Regions from separate parts of the Homo sapiens genome. Here region 2 is linked to region 1. Evidence: read pairs that join two places in POLR2A ChIA-PET (ENCODE). Cell type or tissue: A673. All regions are shown on one strand. Links, peaks and the distances in the headings refer to the core of each region. The heading gives the core; the rest is flanking DNA.

What was found. ChIA-PET counts read pairs that join two places held together with the same protein. Peaks named below come from ENCODE experiments on the same cell type or tissue, not always from the same donor. Only the 100,000 strongest peaks of a DNase experiment are listed, where the experiment ranks them.
Region 2: POLR2A ChIA-PET joins it to region 1 with 5 read pairs; 2 of 35 experiments call an interaction of 5 or more read pairs at or near these places.

What each region holds. Positions count from the first base shown.
Region 1 is chr10:106,575,430-106,591,729 of GRCh38, reverse strand. SORCS1 (sortilin related VPS10 domain containing receptor 1) reads left to right here. Exons shown (of 26, transcript NM_052918.5): 25 at 12,256-12,361; 26 at 14,175-16,300. The coding sequence ends at 14,310. Among named protein-coding and RNA genes, the nearest start is that of LINC02624, 440 kb to the right of the region's middle. In A673, for the core only: no CTCF peak of the experiment used is centred there; a DNase peak (open chromatin) is centred at 9,269.
Region 2 is chr10:106,054,691-106,070,990 of GRCh38, reverse strand. No RefSeq gene overlaps it. Among named protein-coding and RNA genes, the nearest start is that of LINC02624, 77 kb to the left of the region's middle. In A673, for the core only: no CTCF peak of the experiment used is centred there; no DNase peak of the experiment used is centred there.

The DNA.
Region 1 (16,300 bases), core at 6,926-11,925:
GTTGATGATCATGACCATCACCTTTTGAATCACTCCTATTTAATTTCTTTTGGATATAGTTCATCATGTCTTTATATCAGCTTCTTCATATATCTTTATATCATCTTCATCATTTTACCTAGCAGATAACTTGCACATATCAGGTGCTTAACAAATATTGTTTTTATGAATAATTATATGCATAATTTATAGCCTGCAGAGATATATTCAAAATCCCATTCCCGCAGTTAACCTTCAGATCCAGTTTATTCAGTTTATTCATTTGTGAACCTGTCCCCATGACATGCTTCTTCTTATCAAATAACTCATCAGTGGAGACTTGCATTCATTTACACAATAAGCATCTAGGGAATCTTTGTATTTTTTTTTCTTATGGCAGGTGTTCTTTAAATATGCATTGTAATTGTTTATATACACATTGTGGGGAATGGGCAGTTGAAAGAAAACTGGGCCTATCCTTCCTGGAGTTCTACGTCCCAGAAAGAGAGATCTGAGAGAGAATGGGAGAACGACTGGCAGGCGACTGTTACCAAAAGAGACTGAATCACTGGTCCCTATTTTATTGCTCTGGCCACTGGAAGACATGGTTTCAGTGTCAGAGCAGCTTCACTTCATGGCATAGCTCATGGTCACGTACCTTGGACTGCACACTCCTCACCTTAACAAACCAGCCAAACCTTCTTCACATCTTCTGTGATGCCTCCCTTGTCCTCCCCATCTCTCGTGTATGCATTTGCCCTAGCCTTCTGTATCGTGTATCTTAAGAGCTATAATGGGCTGGGTGCACTGGCTCATGCCTGTAATACCAGCACTTTGGGAGCATGAGGTGGGTGGATCACCTGAGGTCAGGAGTTCAAGACCAGCCTGACCAACACGGTGAAATCCCATCTCTATCAAAAGTACAATAATTAGCCAGGCATGGTGGCGTGCACCTGTAGCCCCAGCTACTCGGGAGGCTGAGGCACAAGATTCACTTTAACCCAGAAGGCAGAGGTTGCAGTGAGCTGAGATCATGCCACTGCACTCCAGCCTGGGCAACAGAGCAAGACTCCATCTCAAAACAAAAACAAAAACATAAAACAGCTATGATGTCATTTTAGGGAGAGTTTTTCTAGCAAGAATCTGGAAGGCCCTGAATCTAATGCACACCATTTGATCCATATAGTTACTTGTGGAAGAACAAACCTGAGCCGTTAAGAAAATATCCCTAAAGTGCCAATAGTTTTCTCATTGACCCTAGTAACTTGAAATGTACTCAAGGGCAGGATCCATTTTTAGATTTATCATCTTATTCTTCACATGACTCTATGCCTTACTTTGAAATTATTCCTTTAAACCTATAGTTTATCAGGGCATATGAGATGAGTGAGGGCCCTCACTCACACTGAGCTGGCTAGACCTGAGGCACAAATACTAGTTGCATGAAACTTTACTAAATTCTAAATGAGGAGAATGAAAAAATGTTCTATGCAGAAGATTCAGTAAAGCTGAGTCTTTAAGGTTGAATAGGAATTCACCAAAAAAAGAGCAAATAAGCATTGCAGGTTGAGAGGCCAGGTTGCACAAAGGCACAGAAAGGTGGAATTATATGGTTTATGTATAAAATTATGTGTTGTCTGACATGGATTGGGGCTTCTAGATATATACCCTCAAATATTCATAATTAGTATATTTACTGAGGGTAAAATAATGAGCAAAGGGAGAGGGATAAAATTCAGGAAAAATAATATGCTAGTATATTATAAACTTTGTTGTCCATCATCCATTGTGCGCTAGTGAAGAAATTTTATTAATGCAAATTTGAGATGATAAGGTATAATGAATTTGGAAAATGAAAAAAAGGCTGCTAGAAGGATTTTGGGGTTTTTTCCTTTAATAATAGGTTTGGGCAAAACTCCATTATCATTTCTATTTTTAACAAAGTATTTACACACAAGTTTACAACTCAAGTGGCAAGTGGCAAGATATGGTAATTTGTTTAGTCGAGATGGAGACCTGGGAGGTGGAGCTTGTTTTTTTTTTTTTTTTTTTTCGTCGTCAAAGACGATAAATTTGGTGGTTCATGTTGGGTTGGATGTCATCAAACATATAAGTGAAAAACCCCATCAGGAAGCTGGAAATATGGAATGGAAACTCAGGTGAGAAGACCAGGACCAGAATATACATTCAACTATGAGCTTTAATTTACCATCTCATAGCAGATCATCAGGTGAGGGGAATCTGCTGACAGGTGATAAGTTAAAGCCTTAATTGCCGATTTAAATCTTTCAAGCTCTATCAAACCCTGTATCTTTGTTCTCATGAGAACCCTTGGTCATGAGTAAATTTAGTCCTTATATTTGGTGGGGAGAAGGAGGGAGTGGGAAATGACTTGAAAACCTGTTGACTCTTCTAAGACAGAATAGGTAAGGTTTCCATGAGAATAGAAAGTAAAAAGAGGGCAAGCAAGGGGCAACACTGACTTTTATTTGAGAAGGCAAAAGCCTAACTAGATGGATACCTCCTAAATAGCAAATAACAACCCTTTAGGGATTATGTGCCCTTCGTAAGTTATGTACTGGGCAAATGAACTGCAATTTGGATGGTGGGACTTCTGCTCAAAGAACTAAAAGAGCTGGAGCTGACTAGTTCCCTCAAAGCATTTGAGATACATGAAACCCTGCCCCATAGTTAGAAAACTCTTTCCAACTCAGGGTGGGAGATATCTGCTATAAATAGCAGCTGTTCTCAAACGTGACTTTACATTGCAATTAACTTAGGAAGCTTTATAAAGATAGAGATTTTCTAAGCCTCACCACACACAGTGAAGAATCCCAAGGAGCCAGGAATAGGAATCTTCTTTTTTTTTTTTTTTTTTTTTTTTTTTTTTGAGATGGAGTCTTGCCCTGTCACCCAGGCTGGAGTGCAGTGGCGTGATCTCGGCTCACTGCAAGCTCTGCCTCCTGGGTTCACGCCATTCTCCTGCCTCAGCCTCCGGAGTAGCTGGAACCGCAGGCACCTGCCACCACGCCCGGCTAATTTTTTGTATTTTTAGTAGAGATGGGGTTTCACCGTGTTGGCCAGGATGGTCTCGATCTCCTGACCTCGTGATCTGCCCACCTTGGCCTCCCAAAGTGCTGGGATTACAGCCATGAGCCACCGCGCCCGGCCCCAGGAATCTTCATTTTTAGCAAGTTTCTGCTAATGATGCTTACGACGGTGGCCTCTTCACTGGTCTTAACAACCACTGTTCAACAGCCTTTCACAGACAGAAATCCATCTGCATAACAAGGAAAGGTGAACGACTATCTCCAGTAATAAATCTGATTTACAACTCAAGCCATCCACTAAAACAGAAGCATGAATTAAATAAGGAGAGCCTGTGATATTAAGTACAGGAGGAAATTAGTAATAAATATTAAAATCTAATTTCTTGGAATATTTGGAGCTAACCTAATTGGCAGAATGGGCAAATGACAATGAGGAAGGGGGAGAAAATGAAACATGCCCCTGAATCTGGGGCATATTAAATCCATAATCTAGATGAATGGCAAAGGCCAGCCAAGAGCTGTGGCCATGAAGCAGTTGAAACATGATTAAAGTGTGAACTGGAATCTTAATGGCAGATGTAATTGAACAGCCTTGAGTTTTATGAGAGTTAAACAAATAATATTATCTAGATGCTGTTCATGTGCCAGTGTGAGCATAAAATGATACAGCTACATTTCACTATATGTCTGTACATATTTCAGAATTCAGAGGTTGCCCTACGCTGGGCTTTCCAGTTTGGTCGCTGTTCGTCTGGAGTTCTGGATAAACGCACATTATAAAAATGGTAAAGGGTTAATATTTATCAAAGGAAGAGCCTCAAACCTCAGGTTAAATAAAAAAACATGACCCCCCCCAAAAAAAATACACAGGAACTTTGCTTCTACCTCCTCCTGTCTGTCTATCAGTTGCCTTATTTAAACTGCTCGGTTCAGGAAAACTGTCCTTTGTCAAGGGTATGTGTGGGTTTTTTAATAAAACTGTTATCTTGTGTTATCTTGGCCTCTATGGCTGCTGCTGACTGGTTTAATTTCTTTTGCAGGTGTAATAAAAAGATGTTATCACAGAGATATTAGAGAATTAATATTTCCAGGCTTCAGTTGCTACCACTGGATGTGTTATGAGTAAATTTGGGAGGGAATAAGAAACTTCAAATTTCGACCTAGGTCGTGATACATCATGAATTCTGCACTACAATTTCACATTGAGAAAAAGACTTTCCACTTGAAGGGAGAATTACCGTTCGTCAAGAAGTTTTAGAAACTACAATATAATCTCAGCCACAACATTATGGATGCAGATGCCAAATAGGAGTTGTGGAACTCTGAACTGTAAAGTGAAGTAAATTGTTGCAATAACATTTTCCATTTAGGGATGAAATTAGTACTGGTGAAATTCTTCCACAGCCAGTAAGTTTATCTGTCTCTTTAGTTTTCGGTCACCGTATTATCTACATAGTAATCATTTACAAGTCTTTTTTAAGTAAAGCCTTGGTACCGATATGTTTTCTTCCTTTTATTTTTCCCCAAAATAAATATATTTTTTATCTTCAAGTAATTAGGTAGTTGCACAGATACATAGACCCAGCGGCTTTTCATAGTTATTTAATCATTATGGTGTTATAAACAATAGTGGGTTTATCATGTAGATATATATCTAAATATATCCCTCCCCGCAATATGATTAAATGTGATATTTTCATCTACCTACCAGCGTGCAGCAATGAGGTTGCTCGTTGGCTTCGTTTAGACACAGAATCTAGTTCTGTTTTCCAGTCTGGAGGGCAGGGGCACATCATAGCTCACTACAGCCTTGAACACCTGGGCTCAAGCGATCTGTCTGCCTCAGCCTCTCGAGTAGCTAGGACTACAGGCACGCACCACCACATCCAATTAATATTTTTATTTTCTGTAGAGACAGGGTGTTGCTATGTTGCCCAGGCTGATCTCAAACTCTTGGCCTCAGGAGATTCACCCACTTCAGCCTCTCAAAGCATTGAGATTGCAGGCATGAGCCACCATGCCTGGCCTAGCTTCTAATAAATTCTTTCTTCACCATTTCTTTTTTTCTGAGATTACGGGGGACCGTAAAAGGGGCTGAAATGATTACAGGGTAACTAGACTGAGTTAGCCAGGCTAGAGGATATGTCTGGAAACTCTTGGTCAGAGAATGGTCAGCAAGGAACAGTCAGATGAACAGAAACAGGGGCACAAACATGCGTCAGAAATGCAGTATCCCAGGGGAAGGCAAGGCAGATAGTCAAGAGAAATTAGCAAAAAGAAAAAAAAAAAGTAAAGCAAAGGGGAAGGATAACACATATAAAATACAGACAAGATGCCAGAACATAGGACAAGCTACCCTTTAGACACCAAGTTTCTGATACCTAGAGTGATCAGGACTGTCCTGGGTTATCTATGCTATATCAGCGTAAGCTTTAATAGCGCCCCCTTTCATTCTTAAAGTGTCTTATCTTTGAAAATAATATGTATGGTCTTCTTACTTTTACCCTGCCACCCTGAGAGTGGGGATAGAAGACTATACCAAAAATTGGCTAATGTGGAGCTCAAAGGTAATAATTGGTAATTGAATGTTTAACCAGTTGAAAGAGACTTTTGAGGAAAGTAAATAAGCTATTGCTATGTAACAAACCACCTAGAAGTTCAGTGGCTTAATAGTAAGCATTTATTTTTGCTTATGCGTCTAGTCTTATCTACATTCACTTGTCTGTCTGCAATCAGCTATGGGTTGTTGGTTGGGGAGCTCTGCTGATCTTGGCTGGTCTGTCTCACATGTTACGGGTCAGCTGCCTGCAGGCTGCTCTAGCATGCTTTGGTTGGAATAATTAACCTGGCCTCTACATGGCCTTTCATCCTTTGACTGTTCTGGTCTTGCTCACACATGGCAGTGGTAGGATTCCAAGAGAAAAAGCAGAGGTATGCAAGGCCGTGAAATTCACAATTAGCACACCATTGCTTCCATTGCATTCCATTGCCAGATGCAGATTATAATAATAGCTCAGATTCAAGACATGAAGAAACAGATTTTACCTCTTGCCTTTTAGGTGAGACAAGCTTCAAACTCATTGCACAAAGTTTAGACACAGAGAAGGGTAGAGGATTGAGCCAGCAATGTAATCCATATCTACATGAGGCTGACTGCTCACTTAGGGGAGACTTGAGATGCTTTTAGGTAGTTTAACAAACTTTCTTCTGGAGCCATCACCAGATTGAGCTACTATCAACAGCAAAGGGGAACATTTGTGTGTGTAGGGGGGTATTTTTGCTTTGTTTTAGTGATCCAGAAAATATAAAAGTCAGGCATGCCCTAAAGACAGGACTGGAAGTTTTATGAGTGAGAATATCTGGGGCCTGCTATGCGGTATTCTCAAACTGTTATACATAATAATTACCTGGGTACCTTGTCACATATATGGATTTTGGAGACCTACTCTCAAAGACTATACATTTTTTTTTTTTTTTGAGACAGAGTCTCACTCTGTTGCCTAGGCTGGAGTACAGTGGCACGATCTTGGCTCACTGCAAGCTCCACCTCCCGGGTTCATGCCATTCTCCTGCCTCAACCTCCCGAGTAGCTGGGACTACAGGTGCCTGCCACCATGCCTGGCTAATTTTTTTTGGACTATACATGTTTTTTTTTCAAGTGAAGCCTAGCTAACAATATTTTCACAAGTGCTCCAAGTAATTCTGATTCAGGTAGTCCATAAGCTACACTTTGAGGAATATTTCACATAGTAGCCAGGAATCATCACCTTCCAACCTTAGAAAACCATAAGTCATTCTTCTCCTCTTGTCTGTTTATTATGATGATGGTTGGTCTTGGAGTTACTGATGTTTGTCATTACTTGGCTAAGTGACCTCAACTCCCTGTCACTGGATATTACTGAAGATTCACCCTCAGTTTAAATTCAGAAACAATGCTTCACTTGTCATTAGAGCTACTAAAGGACAAACTGAGACACATTAAAATGTTAAAGAGTTTATTTGGGCAAACAATGATTCATTAATCAGTTAGCACTAGACCACAGTTGATTTAGGGCTCCCTAAAAGGCATGAGGCTTTTATGGGGTGAAGGTGAAAGCTAGGCAAAGAAAATATTTGATCGGTTAAAATGGAGGAATAGCCTTCTTTGGATAATTCTAGTAGAAAGTCTCTCATTAGATATTAGCTAGTGGTTTCTAATTGATTAAGCTTAAGTTTTGTTTTCCTAGAATATGACTGTTTACTCTTTACTTGGGTTTTGGTTTGGTTACATAGGAACCCAGGACGCCAGAGCTGCCTCAGTCTAATGGCCTCCCAATTGGCTACTTTAACAAGAGACTTCCCTGGAAATTCCCACCTAGTCTAGTCTGCAGTCTTGTGGCTTTTTCCCAATAACATAGGAAACTTTAAGACTCTGATGATTGGATTTGTTTCTAAATGGAGGGAAGGCCCATTGGACAACTGAAAGTGCTCTGTAAATGGAAGCCTTTCTGCCTATTCTGCATTCTGGATAAACTTTCTCTGTGCTATTCCCATATCACTGTAATTTCTGAAAAAATATTTCAGACCACATGGATTTTGTGATATTCAAAGCATATAACTCAAGCCTGAATTGAGTCTACTTTGGGGTCAGGAGAGGAAAAAAGAATATCAAGGTATGGTAAATTACTTCTACAACATCCTGAAAACACTAACTCTTGGATTAGAATTAGAGTTGAAAGTTTCGGGGTCATAGTGCAAGTAGCAGTTCTCCAGGAATGTCCTTTTGATAGAATGAAAGTGAACACTGGACAACAATAAGATTGTTCTGCATGGCTTCACTGGGTGATGCTACCATGTTATTGACCTTAAAACTTGGAAAGAAACCGAGCAAAGGGCAAAACTGCAGCAAGGGGGACCGGGTGCAATGGCTCACACCTGTAATCCCAGCACTTTGGGAGGTCAAGGCGGGTGGATCACTCAAGGTTAGCGTTCGAGACCAGCCTGGCCAACATGGTGAAACCCCATCTCTACTAAAAGTACAAAAAAAAAAATTAGCCATGCGTGGTGGCAGGTGCCTGTAATCTCAGCTACTCGAGAGGCTGAGGCAAGAGAATTGATTGAACACAGGAGAAGATTGCAGTGAATCGAGATTGTGTCACTGTACTCCAGTCTGGGTGACAAAGCAAGACTTCATCTAAAAACAAAACAAAACAAAACGAAAAAACTGCAGCAACAGGGAAAGCAGTGCCTGGGGAGAGGCATTTCCTAGAGTGTTATGTGGAACCTAGTTCTGCAAAGGGTCTGTGGTCAAATGAGTTTATGAAAGACTATGGTAAAGTTAAATGTGTTCTTTTCTGCAAGGGCTGCTGTGATCATTTAATATACTGATGTGCATTGTGAATCTCCATATGGGGAATGTTGTATGTATCATTGCCCCAAATTATCTCACCAGGGAACTGTCATCATTTTTCAGGATTTTTTTTCTGTAGAAGAATACACTTTCAGAAATATGATAGCAATAATATGACAATGTTAGAAATATTGGGCATGTAGTCTGTCCCAAATACTATGACAGTACTTTATAAATTCCATCTCATTTTAATCTCACAAATTTCTAGACTAAACACTAGTTTCGTCTCCATTTTGCAGATGAGGAAACTGAGATTTAATTTAAGTCACTTAGTCTATAAGTGACAGAGCCAGGTTTGATTCTGAAAAGGGCTCATATCATTACTTAACCCCAAATGTGGAATTTTGAATTTGTTCTCATACATACAACTATAACCATTTATTTAGCACTTACTACGTGGCAATCACTTTTCACAAGAAGATTGTTGTTATTATTGTAAGTGTTCCCATTATTATCGTTCCAGGTCCTCATGAATAAAATATAAAAATTCAATGCATTTCCAAATTCCTCAGAGGATTTTAGAAATGATATGTGCAAGTACGCAGGCTTAAAAATGTTGAGTCACTTGGAGTACTGCTGGTATCCATGTTTTACTTTGTGCATGAATAATGGCAAAAAACTGCTCAGCACTTTCCCCTACACGTCTACCTTGTTTAAGCTGCAACTGGAAAGGGATTAAAGTATGCTAATTCCACACAACAAGCTAAAGCCCATTTATCACAAGTTTCCATCCCTCAGCAAAACACACACAAATGCACCTAAGTGCTGGGCAAACTAAGAAATGCAGCTGCTGTTGTATGGAGCAATAATAGGTCCCTTTATACTCAGGCACCAATCAGCAAGCAGACACCACCCACGGAACAGAGGGCAGTGGTAGTCAGTCTCTGGCCACTGCTGCTGGCTGCTTCCTGCTTCCTGCTTCCTGCCTCTGAGAAATGACTGACTGATGCAGAGATGGGGAGGGTGAATGGATAACACACATTTTAGAACTGGGATACAGAAGTTCATTTTCCCAGAATAATATGCTAATTACTTAACAGTGTTAATGCTGCTTGTTGAAGAATGATGATTTAAGTGTAAATGATTTAGAATCGAAAGACAACCTGGGGATGGGGAGAGATAGGAGGAAGGAAAGAGAAGGGAAAAGGTTCATGTGTGTGTGTGTGTGTGTGTATGTGTTTGTGTGTGTGCATGCATGCATATGCGAGTTTGCTGTGTTGCTGACAGCTTGGACAAAGTAATTTTCTCTCAGTTTTCCATTTATTTCAAATGCCAACCTTTTCAAGCAAGCTCAGTATTCTTAGTTGCTTCATATCACTGGTATTCTGGTTATGCTGAAAGAGCATTTAGTTAGGAGTGAAAAGTTTAGCTTTATTTCAACCTCTAACCATCCCAATCATCTGTGGCCCCTTCCGAGCCTCCATTGTTCCCTGACAAATTAAGGGTTTGCATTAGAATATTGCCTTTAAAACATCTTCCTAATATAATTTCCTTGATGTGATGATGGTATTGTGGTAATGATGAGAGAGAGAGAGATCTTATCTTTTAGAGTTATAGGTGGTTAAATTATAAGTTTTCCAAGATTTATTTCAAAATAATCCAGTGGTTGGAGGTTGTGGGGACTGGATAAAATAAGACTGGCTGTTGGTTGATGGTTGTTGAAGCTGAGTGGTAGGTACATGAGGCTTCATTTCTGTATTCTGTGTGTGTGTGTTTGCATGCACACATACATATCCATACATATATATACACATATGCATATATGTATACACATACCTGTCTTCCAAACGTAAGCGTACATGATTTATTATTCCTACTGCTCCTTTTAAAACTTAGTATTTTAACTTGTGCTCCTTGTTAATTTGCTTTTTGTGCTATAGTCTTAGTCCTAATCCCCATCCTCAGAAATATGTCTTTTACTGAAATTAGCCCAGGATTGAGTATATAGAAAGTGTGTGTGTGTGTGTGTGTGTGTGTGTGTGTGTGTGTATGTATGACGATTCAGGTTCAAGTCTTGGTTCTTCCATTTACTAGTAAGTACTAAGTCCTTTTAAAACAACACTAACCAATGAGAACTTCATTGTTATCTGTTTAATGGGGATCATAGTCACTGCCTTCCATTTGTGAAAATCAATTGTGATAATGTCTATGACAAATGGAAGGTGTTCTCTTCCCCTGATGACATCCTACCAGTTGCAGGGTGAGTTCTGAAGAATTTCTGAACCTCTCTGCCGATGGCATTGAGAGCTTTGTTTTCTAATTTTGAACCAAAAGAAAATTTGCCTTGGGCGTTCCACGGCAGTGGGACCCCACCCATCTTTTACACACAAACCTACATATTCCCATTTCAAAACTGAGGTGAAGTTTGACTTACAGGGGAGAGAAAATAGCGGGGGGGTTCCTTATATTCAGTGCCTCCTGAAAGCCAACTCTCCTGAAATGACTATTTTCTGAGAAGGAAGGGGTGGCTTTCATTTTTCACCAAAACTATGTGGTTAGATGGAATATGCTTCCCAGTATCAATACAGAGTGGCCGAGATGTAATCCTGAAAAGAGTAGACAGAGCAGAAGCAACTGAGAGTCTTGTCTGAGACCATCAGTATTATAGTCACTTATTCTTGAACTTTTTTACCTGGGTGATTAGAATGTTGCCCTCTCGGCTCACACCAGAGAAAACCACAGAAAATGGTGATTAAAGGTCACCTGTATTTCTGGGTATCAGGCTTTGCTTAAGTTGATGGAAGGTAAAGGTCAGCACCAAGGCTTCCCTGGAGTACATGTGGCTTGTCTTTTATGCACGAGCTGCACTACATTTGCAAAATGTCAACTTTTAAGAGGGTAGAAATTAATTGCAAAGTCTACAGGTACAACAGGTTTGACTGTGAGATGGGGGAAGGTGGAGAGGTGGCGAGAAGTGTTTTCCAGACTGCACCTCAAGGGGAAACTCAGGGAGGGAGACTCTTTCATGGAGGCAGAGGCTTCTGTTTTGTCTGAGAGAAAAACTCACTGTGTTTGAGAGGCTGGAGCATCTTGGGGAGGGCTGTCAGAGCTTTTGGGAGATTGTGGAGACAGCCAGGTGGCATATCCCTCCTTCAGCATCTCCGCGGCTACCCTCGTGAAATACTCACTTGGCCATCAGTTTCCTGTGTACAAAAATACAAGCATGCTCCATCACTTTGCTGTTCTTTCTCTCACGTATGACAACTTTCCAATTATTTTTCTCACATGACAACTACTGGAGTAGGGGTGACGGGGTGGTTGAATTCACAAATGTATTCCTGCAGGTGGTTTTATTGGCAATCTGTTTTGCTTTGTGGAAAAAGCTTACACTCAGAGTATAATAAAATATAATTATTATATTATAAATATTGATTAATAATACTAATACTAGCAGCAGTAGAAATGAAATCTAATAGGTACATGACTTACTATGTGCCTGGCACTTTTCTCAATGCGTAACATACATTAGCTCACTTAATCCTCATAAGAACCCAATGAAGTATATACCATTATTTTTATTTTACCACATAAGGTACATTAAGGTGAAGCAAATTGCCCAAGACCACATAGCTAGTTAGAGTGGGACCTGAATCCAGACAGCCTGGCCCTGGGGTCTGTGCTTTTCATTGCTCTGCTGCAGAGCAGGAACATTTGGGGTGGGAGTAGGGGTGGGCTCAGATGCATCCCATGTCAGCCATGTGACATGCATCTTGTGTGTATATCCCACATGGTTTTCCAGGACTTACCTCTGCTTGTGTGTGAAACATTTGAGCCTCTCATAGAGTCTCACCTGCCCAGTTCTCTGCTCATTTTTCTCTGCTCTGTTTCCCCCACAAGCCCCCCTGGTGGACCTCACTCCAACCCACAGTGGATCTGCCATGCTGATGCTGCTCTCAGTGGTGTTTGTGGGGCTGGCAGTGTTCGTCATCTACAAGTTTAAAAGGTGCGTGTCCCTCTATCCACGTTCCCCCACCCCTGACCTCTTCCTTCTCCCTGACAGGTTCAGAAGCATGTGTTACAGTGATGTGCATAGCAGTGATGGTTTCTATTAATATTTTAGGAAGATCCCGGGGATTAATGTTTATGCCCAGATGCAGAATGAGAAAGAACAAGAGATGATCAGTCCAGTCAGTCACTCTGAAAGCAGGCCCAATGTCCCTCAGACTGAACTAAGGAGGCCTGGCCAGCTTATAGATGAGAAGGTGGAATCCCAGCTCATAGGTAAATGATTCCCAGTAGCCACCAGCTGTTCGGCTGAGTAGGCAATGGCTGACTCTCTCTCTAACCCCTTTCTGGCTTGACATAACCACTTTCTTTTGCTCTAACACCCCTGAGAGAAACAGCTAAGATGGCTTTTTCCCTGCTTCCTCTGATTGGGATGGGGGAAAAACAAACAAACCTCTTGCTTCTATCTAGTTTTTTTCTCTCATTAGTTTATTCCTCCTTTTGCAAAACCCTCCCTAAAATATTGGGCTTAAAATGTTAAAATGTTATATGTTTATGGGCAAAGAGCAAAGCATTTGCTTTAATAGTATATAAGAAGGAGAGGCCTCAGAGGCTAAGGCTGGTGGACCAGAGGGCTGGGCAGGGTTTGCAGGACATGGTATGTATTGACTAGAATGAAACATGGTAGCCTCAACTGGATACAGCTCTTAAGGAGGGCAAACTGCTCTGGAACACCAGTAGAGAAGTGACATAATGAGAGTGGCCAGCCTGATCCTCCAGGGAATTTTTTTTTTTTTTACATCTATTGGTAGTCTAGGAACTTTCCCTCAGGAGATTTGGAACCTAAGATTGAGGACAAGAGGCATAATGTTTGCAGACATCCAGGCAGTAGAGCATCCTGAGAGAGACCACTGGTGGGTGAGACTATTACAGAGCAGATTAGCAAATTTCTTCCTCTTTTTAGACTGTCCCTTACCAGAAGTTGTAAAATGGACTTTCTCATATTTCAATGGCTCTCTCTCTGCCTGTGAAGTAGGCATGGGAATCCAACAACGAGGTATAGAGAATCTGACGTTCACTTGCTAGATTCTGCTATTTATTGCAGCAGAAATTTTCCAGGAAGCTAGACAAACCTATGAAGCCACTATTGCTGATCCATTTCTCTGTCTGGTTCCTCCTGTCTGTTGGCATTAGGAGTTGAAGCCTTATATGTTTACATCTAGATCCTGCATTGCTGACAACAGTGAATAAATTATTATATAACCATTCATGCTCCACTCTAATGTGATAATGCCAAACCACCTAGAAGGCCTTTACATAAAATTTTTAATCTTACTTGGAAAACAATGAGTATGTAAACGGAAACATAACCCTCTTTAAATGAATATGGGAAAGGTCTGTGGCTGTGTTAAGGGGAAATGTAAATGCAGTGACTGGCTCCTATCATAGATAATGATAACAACTGCAGTCACATCTGGTGTCCGATTTTCACAGTGCACTTTCTTTTATTTGGAGAGGCAAGGTAATAAATGTGTGATTGCTTGGGGCTAAAAAGAAAAAAGTCTTTTCTGCCTTCAAGTCCAGAGAAGCATTCACCCTGTCTACTCATTCCTAAAGCTTCTAAGTGCATTTTTGGGGATCGTTTGGTTCTCAGTCGCATTTCCGTAGGGTATGAAGCACAGCCTCTGTTTGCTTTATTAAAGTAGTAATTCCTCCTTCTCCAGGAAGATATCGCAGCACATTGCAAAGTCTCTGACACCTTTCCCTTTCCAGTGTCATTAAATGAGTAAGTGTTACACGTTTTCTCTTAGGAGAGTAGCTTTACCCTCCCCTCCCTCCCCTTCTACTCAACCTGGTGACTCATCTCTCCGATTGCAAAGAGCAAGACACGCCACTCCGCCTTCAACGCCAAAGCGGGGATCTGCTGGGGCACAGTATGCAATTTAAGGAAAACCCCCAAAGGCTACAGGCGACCTGCTGATCAGGAAAGAATTTCGCTCTTGTCAAGTACATCATCCTTCATGACCACTAACTTTGTGTTTTTTTTCTTTCCTTTGTTGTTCTGTTTCCTATTTTGCCAGGAAGTATTTCCATAGTTGCTGAGAATCAAAGCACAAAAGAAATCCCTACCTATGTAAATGTTTGAATGGAGGACGCCAGTAAAAAAACAAAAACAAAAACAAAACAAAACATAAAATATAAACAATCAAAATCCAAACAAACAAACAAACACTCACTGCATCGGGACTTTTTAATTCTTCAGACACAGACAACAAGGGTTTTTAGCTTTAAGCCTGTGCATGTGGACAATACTCTGAGAACATGTCTGGAGGGGCAGTGTACAGGTGCTCTATTTTAATGGAAAACACTCCCCTCTCCCTCTTTCTTCTTCTCTCTCTTTTTTCTGATCGGTCGTGTTTGTAGAAAATTCATAACATATATAGGCCAAGGAAATCTGCATGTATTTTTGGAAATATTCTTGGCTCTAGATTTATCAGCTATTTTAGCATTAAAGGCTGATGGGTGGATTAGCTACCCCAGCTCCTTTCATAAGACACAAAGACGTGCACAGGAGTTTGAAACCCTGAGCTGTTTCTCTGTTCCACTTTCCATACTGTCATTTCCCTTCTAAGTTAGCTTTGGTAGCTCTGTTGGTCAGCAGTGGCCACAAGGCTGCTTTCTGCACTCTCTGTGGCCACAGGAACAAAGATGCGAGTTGAAGATCCCTTTGTGCCGGTAGAATAAGGAAGGAAGGGAGGCAGGGAGGCAAAGCATGTCAGAAACGGACCTTGGTTTCCTGTTCACCTCTTTCCACCATGATTGCCTCCCCTTGCAGCTTTCCCTACTCCTGCCCCAACTGCAGTAGGAAATGGAATCCCATTAGTTACCCATTGTCCTGTCTTCACATTTGTTTGTCATCCATGTGTGACCATGATCTGTTGATATCTTTGAATCTCTTCCCTCCAAACCCCAAGTAAGTTGTCCTTCAACTGTTCTCAGTTTTTCTTCCCAAACATATTGCTAGATTCTGGACATTAACCCTGACGTTTCCTAAATACTGGCCTGGCCTGTGCCGCCCCTGCCCCCACTACTCACAAGTTTCTGAGCCCTTTGTCAGTTTTGTACATTCCCAAGCATGCCAGCTTCTGTGCCCATGGACCTTGCTGCATCCTGCACAGCAGGGTTCAGTTTCATGTATCTTTGTCTTTTCCTCTAGAACCTGCCTTTTTCAAATATCCCTGCCTTTTCCCACCTGGAAACATATACTGTATGCGAAAGAGTTGATATATGCAAAGTAATTCAAACCTGGCCATGTACTTTGGAAAAGAAAGCATAGAGATGAATTGTGGTGTTCTCACACCTTAACGAAAATCTCGTGCGATCTGATTCCAGAAGATTCTTGTGAGAAATGTTTTGAATGTGTGACAATTTCGCAGGGCAATTTCCTCCTGTGACGGTTGCTGTTACCTGGTATTTCCACTCTCACAGTAGAATAGAAATGTTTGTGAAATAAAACTGATTTTAACTGGAAGGAGAAACAGGTTAATGGACTTTGTGTTTAAGAGTGTCAAACAGTCTGAGAGAATAAATGGGGGTCTTGTCTTACATTAGGGTGAGAGTTTGATTATTTAGGATGATCCCAGTGATTTCATGTGTGCTCTCTGACCTCTGAGTATCATAGTATCATTAAAGTAAAGATTTAAGTCTGTATAAAGGAGGAGAGTTACTGATTGGCAAAAAAGATTGGCACAAAGCATGAAGAAACCCCATTTTTCCCAGGGTAATCATGAAAGAAGGCTCAGAGAAAGAGGGAAACAAAAGCCTGTTCAGCAGAGGCCCCTTTAGTATTATGGACTGGGCAAAGCCCACTATAAACTATAGGAGAAAGAAGTTCTGATAAACCTCTTAGTATGCTCAGCCTCCTTCTTTGCTATGT
Region 2 (16,300 bases), core at 5,776-10,775, 520 kb after region 1:
TATTATTAACCGAAAAAAGTTGTTTCAAAAATATATGAAATATATGATATTCTTTAAAATTTTCTGAATAAACACGTTTATATATGCAGAGAAACAAACATCTGGAAAGTTCTGCAGCAAAACATTAAGAGTGACTTTGTTACTGTTCTGAGCCTGTGAGTATTGTTTTTCTTCTGTTTGCCCATCATATTTTCTGTTTTCTTACATTGATCATGAAATATTGTGTAATTATATAAGTGAAAACTCCATTTCAACCCCAAATTTTCTTAAGCTGATTAGCAACTTCAGCAAAGTTTCAGGATACAAAATTAATGTGCAAAAATCATAAGCATTCCTATACATCAACAATAGACAAGCAGAGGGCCAAATCATGAATGAACCCCCATTCACAATTGCACAAAGAGAATAAAATACCTAGGAATACAAGTAACAAGAAAAGTGAAGGACCTATTCAAGGGGAACTACAAACCACTGCTTAAGGAAGTCAGAGAGGATACAAGCAAATGGAAAAACATTCCAGGCTCATGGATAGGAATAATCAATACCATGAAAAAGGCCGTACTTTCCAAATAATTTATAGATTCAATGCTATTTCCCTTAAACTACCACTGACATTCTTCACAGAATTAGAAAAAAACTACTTTAAAATTCATATGGAACCCAAAAAAGAGTCTGTATCGCCCAGACAATCTTAAGCATAAAAAACAAAGCTGTAGACATCATGCTACCTGACTTAAAACTATACTACAAGGCTACAGTAACCAAGGCAGGATAGTACTGGTACAAAAACAGACACATAGACCAATGTAACAGAATACAGATCTCAGAAGTAAGACTGCACATCTACAATCATCTGATCTTCAACAAACCTGACCAAAAAAAAAAAAAAAAAACAACAAACAAAAAAATCAAGCAATGGAGAAAGGATTCCCTATTTAATAAACGGTGCTGGAAAAACTGGCTAGCCATATGCAGAAAATTGAAACTGGACCCCTTCCTTGTACCTTATACCAAAAATAACTCAAGATCAATTAAAGACTTAAATGTAAAATTCAAAACTCTAAAAACCCTAGAAGAAAATCTAGGCAGTAGTATTCAGGACATAGGCACAGGCAAAAATTTCATGATGAAAACATCAAAAGCAATTACAACAAAAGCAAAAATTGACAAATGAGATCTAATTAAACTAAGGAGCTTCTGCACAGCAAAATAAACTATCATCGGAGGGAGCAGACATATTACAGAATAGGAGAAAATGTTTGCAATCTATCCATCTAACAAAAGTCTAAATGTCCAAAATCTACAAGGAACATAAACAAATTTACAAGAAAAAACCAAACAGTCCTATTAAAAAGTGGGCAAAGGACATGAACAGACACTTCTCAAAGCATAATATATGAAGAAAAGCTCAACATCACTGATCATTAGAGAAATGCTTATCAAAACCACAATGAGATACCATCTGATGCCAGTCAGAATGATGATTATTAAAAAGTCAAGAAACAACAGATGCTGCCGAGGCTGTGGAGAAATAGAAATGCTTTTACACTGTTGATAGGAAAGTAAATTAGTTCAACCATTGTGGAAGATAGTGTTGCTATTCCTCAAAGACCTAGAACAAGAAATACCATTTGACTGAGCAATCCCATTACTGGGTGTACACCCAAGGGATATAATCATTCTGTTATAAAGATACATGCACATGTATGTTCACTGCAGCACTATTCACAACAGAAAAGACATGGAATCAACCCAAATGCCCATCAGTAATAGACTGGATAAAGAAAATGTAGCTCATATGCAACATGGAATACTATGCAGCCATAAAAAGGAATGAGATCATGTTCTTTGCAGGGACACGGATGAAGCTGGAAGCCATTATCCTCAGCAAATTAACACAGAAACAGAAAACCAAACACCACATGATCTCACTTATAAGTGGGAGCTGAACAATGGGAACACATGGACACAGGGAGGGGAACAACACACACTGGTGCCTGCCATGCAGGGGGTGAGTGGTGTGTGAACAGAGAGCATCAGGCAAATAGCCAATACATGCAGGGCTTAATACCTAGGTGATGAGTTGATAGGTGCAGCAAACCACCATGGAACCCAATTACCTATGTAACAAACCTGCACATCCTGCACATATATCCCAGAACTTAAATTTTTTAAAAAGAAAGTCGAGTCAGCCTGAATCTTTTATTCTGTGATCATGAAAATGTGTCTTTAGGTATTAAATAATCCTTCTCAAATCAGTTTACTATAACAATGTACTTTGGTGTTTTTAATTTTCTTCTGAAAAACTAGAATTTGTTTTTTAAATAAATGATCCATGACCTTCCTCTCTCTTTTCTTCTTTATTTTTCTTTCCTATATCCTTTATTTTATCTTCCTTTTTCTGCCCTTCTTCCCAATATTTACCAAGTTTATACTCCATGCTAAATATTATTCTACACTCTGGAGATCCAGAGTTGAATAAACTCTAGTCTCTCAGGAAATCTGTTTGGGAAGATAGACAAGTGCATATTGCAGCATGGTGTGATGACATTATGGACAGAACAGGGGGCTGAGGAAAGGGTAGGAGAGGCACTGGGCCTTCCAACAAAATGAGGAGAGTAAAGGCTTGCTGCTCCTAGATGGCTTACATGAGAAAAGATATGAAAAGCACAGTCAGGTAATTTATCTTCTTTCTCTCCCTTATAGATTCATCTTTTTGTGTACTCCAATTCTCTATTACTTTGAAGACTGTCTTATTAATATTTACTTAGTTTTCAAGTTGACATATAAAATTATTATGTATTCATCATATGCAACATGATGTTTATAAGTATATATACATTGTGGAATGGTTAACCCTAGCTAATTAACAAATGCATCACCTCCCATGGTTACCATTTTTGTTATGAGACACTTAACATCCATCGTCTTAGCATTTTACAAGAATACAATATGTCAACATTAACTACAGTCAGCACAGATCTCTTGAACTTATTTCTCCTATCTAACTATTAATATGTATTTTTGACCAACATCACCCCTACCTCCCATCCCTGCTAACCACCCAGTCTCTGGTAAGCCACCACTGTATTGTCCATTTCTATGACATCAACTTTTAAGATTCCACGTATGAGTGAGATCATGCAGTATATGTATTTCTGTGCCTTGCTTATTTAGCTTTTCATAATATTCTGCAGATTTATTCAAGTTGTTGCAAACAACAGAATTTCATTCTTTTTATGGTTAAATATTATTCCACTATGATTATATACTACATTTTCTTTATCCATTCATCCATTGATGGACTCTTTAGTTGAATCCATATCTTGGCTATTCTGAATAGCACTGCAATAAACGTAAGAGTGCAGATATCTCTTCAACATACTGATTTCATTTCCTTTGGATATACACCCAGCATTGCTGGATCATATGGTAGGCAGTTCTATTTTTAATTTTTTGTGAAACTTTCATACTGTTTTTCAGAATAGCTTTATTCATTTAAATTCCTACCAATAGTGTCTAAGTGTTGTCATTTCTCCACATCCTCCCCAACACTTATCTCTTGCCTTTTTTATAATAGCCATCCTAATAGGAGTGAAATGATACCTCATTGTGGTTTTGATTTGCATCTCCCTAATGATTAGTGATGTTGAATATTTTTTCACATACCTTTGGCCATTTGTATGTCTTCTTTTGAAAAATGTCTATTCAAGGCCTTTGCTCATTTTTAATTGATTAATTTGATTTCTTGCTATTGAGTTGTTAACCCCTTATCAGGTGTATTGTATACAAATATTTTCTCCTATTCTGTAGGTTATCTTTTCATTTTGTTGATGGTTTCCTTTGTTCTGCAGAGGCTTTTTAGTTTAAGGTAATCCCACTTATCTATTTTTGCATTTGTTGCCTATCCAGAAAATCATCTTAAATTATTATTTTACATTTTAAGTTCTCTTTCAGCAGATAGAGACAGAGAACTTTTATATATTAAGCATTTTTTTTTACCATAATCATAATTTATATTACTGAGGCATTCCTGTTTACTTTAAATGTGCTACGAGAGCCCTTATAGATACTTAAAGGGTTGATTCAGTCATGACTAGGACAATAGTGACAGAATCACACTTATCTTACAATCTAGATCATCTACATAAAGGGTGAGGGACATGGGTGGCTCTTAGCTGATAATAGATTTGTACGTATCAAAATGACTTCAGCATTAGCATTTGGATCAAGCTTCATTTAAAGAGACATAAAAATAAAGTTTTGCACAGTAGTTTTACACCACTTTTGATGAAGCTGATTGATCTCCTACATTAGATAGAGAAAACTAAAATCCCCCAGGGAAACACTTACAACAATAAAAAGCGAGGCAAAATTAATACACCCTGTCTATGGGTCCTGCATATTTCATTTCTTTCATAGTTCATATCATGATTGTTGAAAACTTAGTGACTTTACACATATTTGAAGTAAAACTCCCCTCTGACTTCACTGGGTAAAATGTGCATGATAACAAATGCATTTACCCTTTAAATGAACCCAATTCACTGTAAGTGATGGGTGCTTTAAAACTAATGATGGACAGGCCTTGGGAATCTGGGGAGGTTGGTACAAGTTTCAACACTTTATCTGAAGCTAATGTGAGCTATTTGATTCAGCTTATGAGATCAAAAGTCTCATAGGAGTAGGAATTAGCACACTCAGCAACCTCACAATATTATAGAAGTCAACATTTGTTGGGCAGATGAATTTTTGGTGTCAAACATAAAAAATAGGCTTTCTTTTCTGTAACCTACTGTAGAGATCCATGTGGAATCATAAATCTGAAATATTGTGAATTTTCAAAAGAGAATGTCAAAGATTAATTACTTCTAAGAGACTAGCACTGAGCTTTTGCATGATTCACACTGACAGGGAGAAGTTTATCCCCTGTAATTTGAAAGGGAAAAAAATGTGTATTTCTTTTCATATAGTCAGAAGTAGAAAACCTTGAAAGATAAAGTCATCATCCTGTATGATTTAAAATTTTTAAAATATTCATCTTTTCAAAGAATAAATATAGGTATGCCTTTTTATCCTCACATGCATTATTTAAATTAAGATATGAAAAACTCAACTAATTCAGTTTTTATTCTTCATTTTGTAAATTCAGTAAATACTGGTTTCTCTGTAATGCTACCTTCCACATTGCCAATACCACAAACCAGATACAGTCTAACTCTGACAAATTGAACCAACAGAAAAAGGTTACATTTATTTCAGCATCTCAGTGCCCCTAGGCTTTCCTGTACTGTGAATTAGGCAAAACAGGGAAGCAAACAGGATATAAAAGAAGTTAAGCTCAATTCCAGCCAAGAAAATCTATCCTCATATTAACTAGGAAGTTATTCAATATTGCTTATTCTCTAGGCATGAGGGTGAGTTTGCTGTGATGCCACCAAGCTCCTTGTCCTGGTTTATTCCTAAATTTAGTTTGTTGTGACATTATGAGCTTTACAGGATTTCTAGGGGTCTTTGGACCAAGTCTGGACTAGCTTATAAGGCAACAAGGTACTTGGTGGGCCCTAGAGGAAGGCAGGAGACTCCCATCCCGCACAGTATAATGTTGACCAACTGTGAGTTCATTCAGAAAACATCCTGCATTTTGAAGAGTTATTCAATGCAGATAGGGAGCAAAGAGGGAGGGAACAAAGCTGAGGAAAATAATCAGGCTTGACTTTGCCATTGCTCAGTAACGGTTTTTGGAAAATGTTTTTGAGGTCTTTAATGGGGAAACGAAGGGAAAGAAAAAATAGAGCAGAGAAGGAGGAAGCAGGTGTAGTGATGAAGGGCTCAGACTTTGGAAGAATGCAGCTGGAGCTTCACTGCCTGCCCCATCACTCTACTTTTGTGGCTTCAGACACATCTCATAACTAAGTTCCAGAATTTTATTTTGCATCTGTACACATGGTACATTTATAGTGTCTATCTCGTATGGTTATTGTTATATTTAAAATGAAATAACAATAGTACTAACAAAGCCGGACTACAGCATTTAATGATTTTACATTTAACATGGTTATCATAGTCCCTGGCAAATATTACCTTTAACATCATTATATTTATTAGGGTGCTACTCTGATTTGTATATCAGCTCTGCTTTTATCTTTGCAGTGTTGGTTAGATGACTCTCCCTAATTCTCCAGAACTTTGTTTCCCCATCTAAGAGACGGCACGGATGGATCAAGTAGGCTCCAGGGCACTATCAAACTCTAACAATCTATAACTTGATCTTGTTTAAAGACTGCACTTTTGAGAGTCACCAGCTATGCACGCATATTCTTCCGGAATTCCAAATTGGGAGACATTATTCAGGGAATAGAAATGGGAAAAAAAATCCAAGGAAATAATTACAGAAAGAACATAATGATAGAAAGGGCACCTAAAATCCCTGCCTATTTCCAAAGGCTGTTTTTACACTTATGCATTCCTCATGAGACTGCCCCAAATGCAATTTAAGGAAACACTGAATTGGATTCAGAAAGTTGAGCGTTTTATGAATTTTTGTCTCTAAGTGACATATGCCTTTCTACAAAATCAGAAAATAGATTTGTTCAGTGCATGGAGTATTACTGATGCAATTGGGTAAGGCTGGCAAAATGTCTTTGGTTTTAGTTGACGACACTGAATAAATCTCCTGTCAGGAATAAATTGAGTATTCATGGAAGCTTCAATGTACCTATGAACACAGACTAGCACTGAAATTTGAGAGCTTGATCAGGTTTTCTTATATAGATTCAAAGCATTATGAAAATGGACTTAAATGTACAGGAAAATGCAACCACTGAAACCTAACAAAACCGTGGTTTGGTTTCTAAGACAACGGCCTCTGTCTAGATAAAAAAGGGGAACCCATTGGATTTGTGTGTGTACATTAGCTGGTGTGTCATGCTATAACACAAAAGTGTACTATGAAGCCTCATTTCCTTTAGATCTCATATTAAACTTAGTTTGTATGAGAAATCTGTTACTAGAGTGGAAGTTGCTTCTGCCTGTAATATTTGGAGAAGCTGCAAAATAGATTTACAAATTTAAAGCTTCTCCAAATACTACAGGCAGAAGCAACTTCCACTCTAGTAACAAGGTAGCTCATTGGATTTAATAGCTGTCATTATACTTGAAACAATTACATTTTTTTCCGAATCCCACAAAATGACCTAAATCTCAGAGAGAAAGAAGACTAAATAAAGAAACTGAAAAATTAAGGGGATTTCTGTTCTTTCTTGTCCAAAGTGACAGAAATCCCAGTGCATTTGATTTGATTACATTTATAGAGAATGATACGGTGGTGAAAATTTCATCTTTACAGTTTCCTAGCAAATAGGACTGTGGATGAACTGCGACTTGTGATTAAGACACAATAGGCATTATACTCAAAAGGCTATTTCAATACCTCTGAAAAAAATCCTTGTACCAATATCTAGGATGCAGTGCAAGCAGAAATAACTTTTAACAGAGTTTATGAATCCATGCCAACCATTTTTATTTCAACCCGAAAAAAAATCACTATACTAAGTACTAAAAGAAAAAGCCAGAAAGTCTTTTAATCCCCAAGAATATCACCTTATACTGGTCACTGCATGGAGGAAAAGCTTTGGAGCTTTGGAGCTAATTTCCTTGGGGAAGGGACCATTGCCTCTGTGTAACACATGGTGAGGTTCATTGACATTTGAGCGCAGGGAGGAGAAGGGGCTTTTTTTCCTCTCTTTCTCTCTAACTTCTTTCCATAAACTAGAAAGAATGGGAGCTGTGACATACAAATACTTGGATTGATATTGAGGCTTATCATTTACTAGGTTTGTGACTTTGGGCTAATTAACTTGCCTCATTTAGCTTTGTTTGCCTTATCTGTAAAGAGTAAAATTTGAATGCATTAGAAAATGTACATGAAAGCTCTTTGCAAGACAGAAAGTAAAAAAAAAAACAGCAAAGTGCAATGTTAAATTCTGTTAAGATCTACCATCAAACCTCATGGGTTCAAAGCCAAACTCTATTGCTTGAAACAATATGATTTGAGCAATTTTCTCAGTTTTCACATATTTATAATATAAATAATAATAGTCCATACTTATTAACATCATGGAGTGGATTCAAAATAATCTCTGATTAAAATATTTAAAAAACACGTAAATTAGTGCAGCCATTATGGAAAACAATATGGTGGTTCCTCAAAAAATTAAAAATAGAACTATCATATAGTTCAACATTTCCATTAACAGGTATATACATCCAAAGAAAATGAAATCAGTATGTTGAAGAGATATCTGCACTCCCATGTTTGTTGCAGCATTATTCACAATAGCCAAGATATGGAATCAACCTAAATGATTCAATGGATGAAGAAAATGTTATACAAATATATACACACACAATGGGATAGTATTCAGCCAAACAAAGAAGGAAATTCTACCATTTGCAACAACATAGATGAACCTGGAAGACATTATGTTAAGTGAAATAAGCAAGGCCCAGAAAGAAAACACATGATCTTAATTTCCTTTGGTTCTATATTATTTCACTCATATGTGGAATCTAAAACAAGTTGATCTTGCAGAAAGAGAGAATACAAGAGTGCCTATCAGAGGCTGGGGCAGGGAGTGGGGAGAGATGGGTAGAAGTTGGTCAAAAGATACACAATTACAGTTAGATAGGAGGAATAAGTTTAAGAGACAGCAAAGAAAGTGAATGTTGAGTGTTCTCACCACACAAATGATAGCTGTGTGAGGTAATGCATTTCTTAATTTAGTAGCGTTAACTATTCCACAATGTATATATACACTGGAAACATTAAGTTGTACATGATTATGTTCTACATTGTATGTAAATTTTCATTAAAATATGTAAATACATACAATGTTATCTGTCAAATTTTTAAAAATAAAAACATGTAGCAGAGGGTAAGCACTCAATAAATGTGAATTATTATTTTGATGTTGAAGATTATAGAGATGTGATTTTTTTTTGCCTTTTGTTTTTCTCCTTTTAGTTTCCCCATTTCATTTGTCTTTTATTTTTGAGATGGAGTCTTGCTCTGTTGCCCAGGCTGGAGGAGTGCAGTGGCCTGCTAGGCTCACTGCAACCCCCACCTCCCAGGTTCATGCGATTCTCCTGCCTCAGCCTCCTGAGTAGCTGAGACTACAGGCATGTGCTACTGTGTCCAGCTAATTTTTGTATATTTAGTAGATGGGGTTTCGCCATGTTGGTCAGGCTGGTCTTGAACTCCTGACCTCAGGTAATCTGTCTGCCTTGGCCCTGCAAAATGTTGGGATTACAGGCGTGAGCCACCACTCCTGGCCCTGTCTTCTTTTTTAATTCTTGTTTAGTTGTTATATTCCCTTTCTCTAAACCTTCCTTACTCCCTTAGAGTAATCTGTGGAATAGGTAGAAACTTGTGTATTCCAAGAGAGAACTTGTTCAAAGCCAGCTAAAGATTCCTGGGGCTATATAGATATCTGACCATGGATATGTTTAATGCCTCCTCAAGCTTTGTCTTACCAAATGGAGAGATTCATTCAGAAAACTCTACAAGTCGTTACGTATCCAATTAATATAAGTGTTTTAGTATTTTAGAGCAAATTTCTTTTTTTGAAGCTATTTAAAAAACATTCATTAGGCAGGCAGTATGTCATTCACAGGGAGTGCAGAGATGAATGAGACCGATATATTCTCTGTGCTTATTTGGCTTACATTCTGGTATAAGAACTACCAGAGTCATGAGACCCCAGATACCTTGCTTAAGGCAGGGACAAATTCTAAAGTGGACTATTGCCTGAAATCATACATTTGCTTGGCTTCTTCATTTTTCCTATTCTACTTCTTTCTCTCTTACTCTTTTCTCCTGGGAACTGTTTCTTTTTTGTTTTGTTTTGTTTGTTTGTTTTTGACGGAGTCTCACTCTGTTGCCAGGCTGGGAACTGTTTCTTAACATTTCACTTACATGGAATTCATACCCAGGGTCTATTTCCAGGGAACCCACCCTAAGAAAATGTTCAACAGGAAAAGGTGAACAAGCTGGTGAATATAATGTCACTGATTCCCTGAGTCAACAAGTGTCAACAAATGGCTTACCTTAATGACTTATGAAAATTTCCTTTGGTTGTATGTTATTGATTAAAGATGATTAAAGCAGTTAAAGTTAGCTCTAGGGCAAGAGTTCAGAGTGTCAAATTCTTAACCTATTCCAGAAAAATATATCAATTTACATAATCCCCTCCAAAACAGCACACATATGGGGAAGGGACATGCCGTTGGTGGCAGTGGAATGTCTCCCTCTTTCAGAATTAATCTTCAGTTACAGAGAAGACAGTGATGTTACGAGAATGAGAATAATAGTGGCAAACCTTATAGCACTTACAATGTCAGAAAGTTTTTCTTATATACTTTTTAAATGTGAACTTATTTTGAGCTCTTAAAAGCTTTCATACCTCATGATCATTATTCCCATTTAACCCATGAAGAAACTGAGACATAAACAGACAAAGTGGCTTGTCTAAAGTCACATAGCTAATAACTGGCAAACCTGGGATTTGAACACAGATATTCTGGCTTTAGAGAATGTGCTGTTAATCACAATATAATATAGCCTTTCATGTAATGAAATAATGGAATGATAACTAATATTAGCATAATCGTCAGTAAAACTATAGCAGCAGCACTGAGTATATACCATATGTCAACATGTCCAGGCACTATTCTACAGGTTTTACATATGTTATCTTATCCAAACTCATAAAGAGTTAGATAATACTGTATCCATGTTTAGAATTGGGAAGCTGAATCTGAGAGGGTTTAAGTAATTTATCCAAAGTCACAGTTAGATAGAGGTGAAGTCAGAATGAGAGTAAAATATATTGCATTTACACCAGAAAATTATGGGCATTGTAATGCAAAACCACTTCTCTTCCTCTTTGTCTTGTAGCAACTGAATTATCTTAGAGAAGGAAAGTACGTTTTTGAAATTTTACTTAGAAGCAAATTATATTATCTAAAACTTTTTACTACTTCTATTTACTAGAAAAAAACAAAAAGAACATTTTCTACATTTAAACATCATTTCAGTTTGATTACAGAGATGTTCTTTTATGTTCTCCTATATGTTTTATATTTTATATTGAAGTTTATGATGCACTTCAAATATTTTTGCATATGCTATGAATTAGAAGTGGAGGGTTTGCCTCTTTCTTCTGGTGTGGATAGTCAGTAGTCCAGGACTATTTATGAAAATGGTATATTTCCCTATTCAATTACCTTGACCATATATGTGTAGGCCTATTTCTAGATTCCTTATTTCAGTACTACTTTATGTTTATTATTGTAGCTTTGCAGTAAGACATATAATCAGTAGTGTACCTCCTCCAAATTTGTCCTTTATTTTCTAAATTATTTTGGCTACTCAAGGTCCTTTGAATTTTCATATGAATATTAGGAACAACTTGTCAATTTCTTAAAAAAATCTGCTCTAATTACGTATGGGACTGTGTTGAAATTATAGATTAATTTAGAGAGAATGAAAATCATAACCCCATTGTTTTTCTGTCCATGAACTTATGTATCACTTCATTTATTTAGTTTCCTTTAACTTTTATCATTATTCTTTTGTAGTTTGCCCATCTTTGATTAAATTTATACCTAAATAGTTTGTTTTATTGATTTCACTTTTTAACTTTTAATATTTTAAGAATTATGTGCTAATCATTTACTGTTAATATATAAAAATACAATTAATTTTTATAATGATTTTATATCCTGCAACTTGGCTAAATCATTTATTGGTTCTCATAGGTTTTTATATTTTCTAAAATTTTCTATGCATAAATTCATATTATCTATACCTACAGACTTTTACAAGTTCTTACTTTCTACTCATTATGCCATTTACTATTTTTTTCTTACCCTACTAAAATGGCTGAGGTTTCCAGTTAAATATTGAAAAGGAGTCATTAGAGTAAGCCTCATATATATCATCCAATTTATTTTTGTTTACAGTGGCAGGGCTAGTCTGGTATCAGTTCCTCCGTCATGGTAAGAAACCGACAGCTCTAAGATGCTTATACATTTTATAATACCAAATTACACTACCTTTTAGCCTAATAAGGCCACCTTAATTGAAGATGCAATAAGTAGCCATTGATAATAACCACATATGATTTTATGTTTTTTTTTCTCATTGATAATGCTATCTATTCTGGTACTATTTTGTTCTATTCAGAGTTTCTTAAGATGCCTGAGCCTAGTAATAATTCTCAATAAAATGTTCTCCAGCAATATATCCCAATGTTCTTGACTGATACATACCTTTTTTATGCTCTTCTTAATATCTTTCTTTAATAGTCCATTATTTAAGATCCCTGTTCTATGCCGTCCATATGAATAGGAAATCTACTGTGACATAGTATAAAAAGTATGGACTTTAACTCAAAAGGAATTTGCTTTCAGTTAATAGCAGTAGTACTTACTAGCTGGGGGTCAGAAGGCTTTCTTAGGCCTGAATGTTCTCATTTATAAAGTAAGACAGCATTGTTAAGAGCATCAGCGATGCTATGTTTACAGTGCCTAGCACAGTTCTTGACATGAAGTAGATTGTTGGGAAAACAGCATCAGTTCTGTCACATTAATTTCAGTATTTATATTAAACATCAATTTCATATAATGTTATCAATAAGAATGGAGATCCTCCATCTCCATTTCACGTTACTGGGCCTTGTTCATTTAAAAGTGGTGTTCCTTCCAGCCTGCACCAAAATCCAGCCCCCACAGTGGTTCTATTCTGGATTATCTAATCGAACCTTTGCAGGGTCCCAGTCATCCTAGCTCACTCTCTTCAATCCCCAACTCCTAACTAAAAAGTCATTCCCTGAAAACTTTGTTCTTCAACCCACCTTAATATTCCCAATTACACAATTTTATGCCTTGACACAAAAGCTCCATTCTCATCTATTATGTTAAAATTGGCCTATTTGAACCAGAACCCAAAACATTAGCAAATAACATATTTTTTTAAGGTTAGGGGGAGCTCAGTATTTAAACAGTATGCCTTATCTCAGCCCCCTAAAGAAAGGACACTGGGTGCCCCCTGGTTGTGGATGGTGGAGTACTTGCCTCTTCCTCACCCTTCAGGTAATTTTTTTAAAATGCAGATGACAGTGACAATGAAAACACAATTGCTGCTATATTAGCACCAAGCTCAATATTCATGTCTTTCTATAAAAACATTTTCATTAAATCAATGTAATTTATCTTATGCTCAATTTAACAAGAAAGTTTGAAGTCATCACTTTAGGAGATCTCTCAATTTCACCTTAAATATCTAAAATACATTAAATACAGCCTCACCAAGAATAAGGATATAGGTGACTGCATATTTATTTCAAATATAAGAATCCTAAGATATAGAATATAACTATTAAACTATTTCAAAAATCATCCAAATAAAAGCAATTTTGATGGCTCCATAACTGGAAACACCATGATGAGGATAATAATTTCTCATCTGAATAGATTTCCATAACCCATTCTGCGGCAGATTCTAATCTCAGTACAAGAGTATCTCAGACCCCTATGGCAACCTGAGTAAGTTCCAGTTCTGGGGAAGAAAGGGGATAGTTGTCAATGTTATCTCAGTGACTAACATCTTTAATAAGTGCACTCCTATGTAAAACTTTTGTGGGAGGTCTAATTTTCAGGGGAAGAAAGAGAGAGAGGAAAAAGCTAGAAAAGAAAAGAAATAAAGAAGGGGAAAGGGAAAGGAAAAGGAAAGGAAAGGAAAAAGGAAGGAAGGAAGGAGGAAGGGAGGGAGGGAAGGAAGGAAGGGAAAGAAAAGAAAGAAAGAAAGAAAGAAAGAAAGAAAGAAAGAAAGAAAGAAGGAAAGAAAGAAAGAAAGAAAGAAAAGAAAAGAGAGAAGGAAAGAAAAGAGAGAAAGGGAGGAAAGAGAGGAAGTAAGGAAGGAAGGCTGGAAGGGAGGGAGGGAGGAGAAAGAAAATCTCCCTGAACAGGTTAATAGCAGGTTCAAGGGAAGCATCTCACAAGATGTAAAAACAAAGAATAAAAAAGTTAAAAGAATAAAAAGTTATTTCATGTCAACTCTTACATAGGTGTTTTACCTCCAGATTCCCCCAAAGCCAAGCCTGAGCCAGAGATTTACAGGCAAGTATGTTTTCTCCTTGGAGGAGGAGGGATTGATACTGGGTAGCAGGAGCAAGAGACAGAAGTTACACTGGAAAGATGGAAAGCCAAGATAAAAATGTGTTACTCCATTTGTTACTACTATGGGCAACTGTCGCTTCTTCTTACAAAACATTCTGAACAGGTTTATAAAATACGTTTTGGAACTTTCCACTCAGGGAACAAGAGAGAGAAACATTCATCCATTGGTTTACATTGGTCAAAGATTGGCTCAACAATTACCATTTTTCTTACGCTTTTGAGTGACATATATCTGAGTACTGGAAGAGTTCTCATAAGAGTCCCACGGTGCAGTGTCAAAGAAACCATTGGTGAAAACAAGAGGCACACAGAAGTGGCACCAGGTGAGACACTCTGGAAGTCTGTAGTCTTTAACCTGCAGAAATCTGATTAAATCCTGCATAAAACTGGTTGCAGAAATAATGTCTGGAATAAGAGGGGAATTTTAGATGATTTGAACTGGTGCACAGAAAGTGTTTAATAGACTAGGGTTTTTCCTGTCACTAATGGTAGTTCTTTTCCACCTCTGCAAATAGAGTTTGCTAATTAGTTGCCCTATTGAAACTGAATGTCAGCATGATGGTAGACAATTAAAATCATCTCCTGTTCCCAATCTCACTGCTCCGCCTGCATCAGGCAAACTTTTAAAATGATGCCTCTGAAGATAGATCATCACACTCCACTATAGAGGTATCAGATTTCTCCAGCTCTTCCTTGTCCTTCTGTGTTACAGCTCTTTCTTCTTAAAACATGAAACATTAAAAGTGTTTGTTGAGTGGGGTAGCAGAATGGAAAGAGAATATCTGGTGAGATATGATGAGTTTTTAAATCTACCAATGAGGAATGTTGAATATACCTGCATTTGTGTAACTAATCTACATAAATGTTAAATATTTTCCTGATAGACTAATCAGAGGGCATCTCTATTGAGGACACTGATTTGAGTGGTGTTTGGGTATACAGGCACAGTGCTCTATGCCAACAGCCCTGAATTCAAGCTCTTGGTCTTCTGTGGCCTCCATGTGTGTATAAAGCTTCCAGAAATGACTTGGTGCCCAAGAGAAGGTTTGGGGAAGTACTAAGAACACAGGTGAACCAACAGAGGTCTGAGATAAACATGGATCTTCCCAGAGAGAGTCGACATGATCATGACAATGAACTTCAGCAATGGGTTCTAGTTCAATGCACCAAAGAAATAGTTAGGGCCAATTGTCCCTTTGCAAATCCATCTACAACTCAGGTTAGACTAGCAACACCTAGGAAGAGGAGAGCTTATGGGTCTCTTCATTTGGTTTCTAAAGTAAAGCAGCTCCATACATCCTGCCCTCAAACATCCAGATACCATCTTTAGAAGAATAGTGGGATGAAGAGGAACTCTTAAAAACTAAAAATAATTTACCCTGACTAATATATTTGAACAACAGTATTGTAGAGAAAGAGTGTGAGTTGTTATTAGTTGACAATTTACATTATCATTGTGTTTATGTGTGGCTGAATATTTTTTAAACCTTGATATATAAACTAGCAAAACGGAGCTAAATTCCAGGCAGTGTAGCCAGAGGGGAAGAGAAAAACTCTTGCATAATCAAGTGCCCACCAAGAACTCTCAAAACTGTACTCACAGGAGAGACTGTGGGTGACTTGGAGGTTCAGGGAAGGGAGGAACATGTAAGAGATGGATACACTTATATATGCAGTTTCCTTATTATTTCTCTTTGAGAAAAAAAATTTACTAATTGTCCCTTCTGGACAATGGGAACTTTGATATTTTGAGTGTGCCATAGGGAAACTTGGATTTTATTTTCATGATGTACAGTACAGTTGCTCTTTATCCAGTCCTCATTGCAACACACAGTGTCTCCTCTAAAAGTTTGGGCAAATCTAAAAGTGTATTTATGTTAGCTTTAGCATTTCTCAAAAAAACAAGAACTTCTCAATAACATTATCTGTACTAAAATATTTCATTGTAAGCATCTTTCATATTAGCCAATTTTATGCTCTGTGAATGTATCTCTTGTTGTCAGGGAATTTGGGCTTCAGTTTTTTTTTTTTATGAAACACGATAAATTATACATATAAC